Linked DNA regions of Homo sapiens: region 2 is linked to region 1. The links are chromatin contacts, found by Hi-C in ENCODE. All regions are on one chromosome and are shown on one strand. The core of a region is the stretch at or near the end of the contact, and the rest is flanking DNA. Distances in the headings are between cores, read along the strand shown.

Region 1 (2,557 bases), core at 34-2,533:
TGAAGTGCAGTGGCGCGATCTCGGCTCACTGTAAGCTCCACCTTCCGGGTTCACGCCATTCTGCCTCAGCTTCCCGAGTAGCTAGGGTTACAGGTGCCCACCACCACACCCAGCTAATTTTTGTATTTTTAGTAGAGATGGGGTTTCACCGCGTTGTTCAGGCTGGTCGCGAACTCCTGACCTCAGGTGATCCACCTGCCTCGGTCTCCCAAAGTGCTGGGATTACAGGTGTGAGCCACCGCGCCTGGCCTTCTTTACTTTTGAATTACAATTTTGTCAGATATAATATTCTTGGCTGGCCAGTTTTTGTTTAGTATGTTTTAGCACTTTGAACATATCATTCCACCCTCTTCTAGCCTATAATAAAGTTTCTTCTGGGAAATCTGCTGATAATCTAATAGACGTTATCTTGTATTTGTTGGGTCACTTTCCTCTTATGGCTTTCAGGATTCTTTGTGACTTTTGACAACTTCATTATGATTCTTCTTGGTGTAGATCAATTTATTGTAGTTGGGGTTCTTTGAACTTTTTGAATTTGTATGTCCATTTCTATCCTCATATTTGGGAAGTTCAAATAGGCTCTCTTCTCCTTGTAGAACTCTCATAATGTGTATGTTGTTTCACTTTGTGCTGTCCATAGGTCCCTTAGGGTATCGCTATTTTTCTGTTATTCTTTTTTCTTTTTGCTCCTGTGCCTCAGTAATTTCAAAAGTCCTATCTTTAAGTTCACTGATTCTTCTGCCTGCTCAGGTCTGCTGTTTAGTCCTTCTAGTGAAATTTTCAATTCAGGTTTTGTATTCTTCAGTTTTAGAATTTCTGTTTGGCTCTTTATAGTTTCTATCTCTATTGATATTCTCATTTTGTTCATGCATCATATTCCAAATTTCATTTAGTTGTCTGTCTCTGCTCTCTTTTAATTTACTGAGCAATCTTATGACAGTTATTTTGAATTACTGGGCAGTTCATATGTCTTCATTTCTTTGGGGTTGGTTTCTGGAGTTTTAACTTGTTCCTTTGGATATACCATATTTTTGTTTATTTGTATATCTTGTTTTTTGTTGTTGGGATCTTGGCATTTGAAAAATCAGCCACCTCTCCCAGTCTTTGCAGTTTGGTTTTGTAGTGGAAGGATTTTCTTCAGTCAGCCTAGTTAAAGACTCTGGAGCCCTTTGAGCCTTTTCTGGGGCCATGTCCTCTCTGCTTGTGGGTGTAATCTCCTAATTGAAGTTGACTGGTTTCTAGTCAGGAGCTCTGCAGCACTGTGGCCTTGTTGGTATTGTAGTAAGCTGCAGTACTGGAGCTCCACCTAGTTTCTGTCTCTGGTACTGCAGCCTCTGGTGCCAACTGATGGCCTTTGTTCTTAGCTCCCAACCTGGTGCCCTGTTCCTGACACTATGATTTAGATGAGACAGAAATCATTCCCTCTGGCTGCACTCGAAAAAGTCAAAAACACTGGGTATACACCAACTTCTTTCTCTCCTTAGGGAGAAGTCGGGAATTGAGTGTTTCCTCACTGTGGTCTGTGCCCAAGAGAGGGCCTCTGGCTGTGGAATGCTCAGATTTTAAATCTGTGTCTCGTGTGGGGAATGTGTCTTGTGTGTCTGGGTTTCCTGTTTCTGTCTCGCTGATGTCACTCTCACACAGCCCTCTTTTACAGTAGAGGATCATGCTGTATGTACTGTCTGATAACCTTTTTTGCTGTCACTTAACATACTGTTGATAGGTACCTTGCTATGCCAGTAAATACAGATTGGTGTGATTTTTAATCCCTTCTTGAAGTCCTGTTATTCAGATATCATAATCAACCTTCTTGTTGGTCATTTAGATTGTTTCTAATTGTTCAGTTCTTTCGAAGTCAAATTCAATGAACATTCTTTTGTTTTTCAGAGACAGAGTCTGACTGTCACACAGGCTGGAGCGCAGTGGCACAGTCATAGCTCATGGCAGCCTCAAACACCTGGGCTCAAGTGATCCTCCTGTTTTAGCCTCCCAGGAAGCTGGGACTAAGGCATGCACCACCATACTGGGTTAATTTTTGTATTTCTTTTTGGTAGAGATGGGAGTATTGCTAAGTTGCCCAGGCTGGTCTTGAACTCCCGGCCTCAAATGATCCTGCTGCCTCTGCCTTTCAAAGAGCAGGTGTTACAGGTTTGAGCCACTGGTCCACTGGTGTCAGTGAGCTTTTTTTTTTTTTTTGGAGACAGGGTCTTCCTCTCTTGCCAAGGCTGGAGTGCAGTGGTGCAAACACAGTTCACAGCTCGCTGCATCCTTGACCTGGGTCATATGATCCTCCCACCTCAGCCTCCTGTGCGGCTGGGGCCACAGACATGCACCACCATGCCTGGCTAATTTTTTTTTTTTTTACTTTTTGTAAAAACAGGGTCTCACTTTGTTGCCCAGGCTGTTTTTGTTTGTTTGTTCGAGACATAGTCTCCCTCTAGCCCAGGCTGGACTGCAATGGTGTGATCTCAGCTCACTGCACCCTCTGCCTCCCGGGTTCAAGTGATTCTCCTGCCTCAGCCTCCCAAGTAGGTGGGATTACAGGCACTTGGCACCA
Region 2 (2,557 bases), core at 22-2,521, 290 kb before region 1:
AATTCAAAAAGGAAACTTCGTTTGATATGCCCAAGTAAATGGGAAACTGTCTTGGGCCTCGTTTCGCTCGATTCTTCTATCTGGGATTTTGAGCCCCTTGAAAGCCACAGGTGGAGAGAGCTCCTTCCGGGGTCCAGGCCCTCTCGGCCTCCGACAGCCGAGCAGCTCGGCTTTTCCAGGCCTCCAGTGTGCGCGGCGCTAGCCGTCGGACCCAGCGTCCCGCGGAGTAGCGCGGATTCCGCGTGATCCCCTCCAAACAATGCGGACCTCGCCGCTCATTCTGGCGTCCGGTGACACCCGAGACTCCCCGTCTGACGTTAGTATCATCTCTTCCAGCCTGGGTTGAAGGCGTCCCCTGAGGACTCGTCGCAGCCTGGGCTCCCTGCTGGGACGCGACTCCCGCGCCTCTCGCCTGCCTGGCCCTGGGCGTGCACCGCCGGGGAAGAGGCCGGGACGGGGTCGCCGGGCTGTGCCATCCGCAGACCAAAGCCGCGGCTCGGGCTCCGGAGGAGATTCGCTGGGCGACCACCCAAGGCAGCTCCCTCCGTGCGCGGTCTCCCTAAATGGACCAGCCCTGTCTTTACAAGAAAAAGGATTTTAAAAAAAGAAGAAAGAAAGAAAATAAAGAAAGGCGAGCGCAGCTGAGACGGCATCAGCTGCCTTTCTTCCCACACTCGCCGGTGTCACACCCATGAATCACCTCCAGACGGGGCGGCAGCTTCCCTAATTAGCCTGGAGACGCTCAGGACCCACAGGGTTATAAAACAACAACAATAACAAACTTTTACTTTTATTCAAATGCACACTTCCTTCCCTCGGCGCCCACGCCCGCCGCAGGCCACTGACTTAGAGGGCGGATCCGGAGGTCACCTGGAGTCCCGGGTCCCTCTCACCGACGCGCGCGGGTGCCCTGGGCCAGTCCCGGACTGACTTGCCACCACCTCCGGGTCTCCGGTGCCCCCCGGCCCTCCCGGAGCCCCGACAGCGCCGCTGCGCGGACAGGCCGAGGCGGGTCGGGAGCGGCGCGGGCTTGGGAGGGAGCGCTGGGCAGCCGGGCCCGCACCCCGATTGCCCTCCCCGCACCCCGATCGCCCTCCCGCCTCCCGCGGGGCGTCCAAGGCCCAGGCCGGCGCCTGCGCCCCCCGCCCCGAGGTCTCGGCCCCACTCCGCCGGGCCAGCTGCGGAGGCGGCGTTGGGAGCTGTGCGCCGCGGGGGAGGTGCGCGCGGCGGCCGGCGAGGGGAGCTGAGCGGCGTCCGCCCCCGCCGAGCCGAGCGGAGCCGAGCGAAGCCGGCGCGCCTGCAGCTGGGAGCTGGGAGCTGGGAGCGCGCCGGGCGCAGGGCCGGGCCGGCCGCGGGAGGGTAGTGTCAGCGCCCGCGTCCAGCTCTTCGGCCGCAGACCCGGGCTGTCTGGAGGCCGCGCGGCCACCTGCTGCGTCGCCCCGGCTTTGGGCTGGGGCTAGACGCGCACCGCGGCGGGAGCAGCCCCGGCTCGCCGCACCCCGCGGAAGGTGCCCTTCTCTGCGCGTCTCGCCGAGCCCGGGCCACGCTCCTGTCCCAGGTACCTCGAGGGGTTTGAAATCGCGTGTCCCAAGGCAGGCGTGGGTCGAAGGCGGGGTGGGCGCGGGGGCACCGGGCGGAGGTGGGGCGGGCCGGGGCTAGGGGGTCGAGGGCAGAGGCCGTGAAGCCAGGGGCCCCTCGGACCCGGAGAGGCGCCACCCCCGCCGCCGAAGCCCTGGGCAGCTCCTGCGGCCGAGGGGGAGCCGGACGCGCTCGTGCAAGTGCCCAAAGTTTCCCTTTGCTCACTTTGCTGGACCCAACTTTCCACTGTGAGGCAAATCCAGCAGTTTACGCGCCAGGAAAATGAAAGAGGAGGGAGAGAAGGTCCTGCTCGGTTGAAATTGCTAGCATACGAGGTCTTTATGCCCACTGTCTCCACACGCAGTTGCAGGGGAAAGGAGTGGACACATTCACGAACTGCCTTATGCTTTAGGTGATGGTTTATTTAACAGGTTTTAGGCTTTGATTACACGCCACCCGGGAGGGATTCTGGAGTTGATCTAAGAAGTGTTCACATTTTTAATCAACAAATATTTGTTGAACAGAAGCTTCATCATAGGCAAAGATTCGGTATGAAGTTCACATGTGATCAGAGCATAATAGTCACTTGCTTTTGAAATGCAAGTCAGAAGCAGTGCGGCTGTGTGAATTTGACTCCGTGTAGGTGCAAACCGCCTGCAGGCATCAGGTCCTGTTGACAGTTTTGAGCCAGGAAATCCAAGTGGAAGACAGGCAGCTGTGTTACCCTTTTAGAGCCAGCTCACACCTTCCCAAACTGGTCTTAAGGTATCCTACTAGGTTATTGGAGCCTGCAGGCTTCCTTCATTTGCATATACCATAGACTAGAATCTGTGTAGACCCCTGGTATTTTCCCTGGAGCTCGGTCCCACGGGCGCACACCTGGAATGATGGAGCACTGTGGTCATCCTAAGAACCTATTGAGGTTATAAAATTGTGAGGAGAAAGATATCTAGAGACAGTGTCGTGTGGAGCTGGTGGA

Evidence for each region. A loop is a pair of places that touch in the nucleus more often than their neighbours do. Pooled maps may share reads with other maps.
Region 2: a map of CD8-positive, alpha-beta T cell shows a loop between it and region 1 (2.8-fold over the local background). The contact joins the promoter of CRACDL here to the enhancer-like site in region 1. A Hi-C loop is called at or near these places in 5 of 168 maps with a recorded cell type or tissue (CD8-positive, alpha-beta T cell, HepG2, MCF 10A and 2 more), 5 of 37 single-sample maps with no recorded cell type and 12 of 50 pooled maps.

The regions. Positions count from the first base shown.
Region 1 is chr2:98,648,362-98,650,918 of GRCh38, reverse strand. All of the region lies in intron 8 of MGAT4A (alpha-1,3-mannosyl-glycoprotein 4-beta-N-acetylglucosaminyltransferase A), which reads left to right. Among named protein-coding and RNA genes, the nearest start is that of UNC50, 41 kb to the right of the region's middle. Within about 2 kb of position 1,283, at least 2 of the 41 ENCODE cell types and tissues checked have a DNase peak (open chromatin) inside an H3K27ac peak, as active enhancers do; they include CD8-positive, alpha-beta T cell, where a contact is called at or near this core.
Region 2 is chr2:98,934,939-98,937,495 of GRCh38, reverse strand. CRACDL (CRACD like) reads left to right here and starts at 1,271. Exons shown (of 10, transcript NM_207362.3): 1 at 1,271-1,558. RefSeq lists a silencer at 1,904-2,104.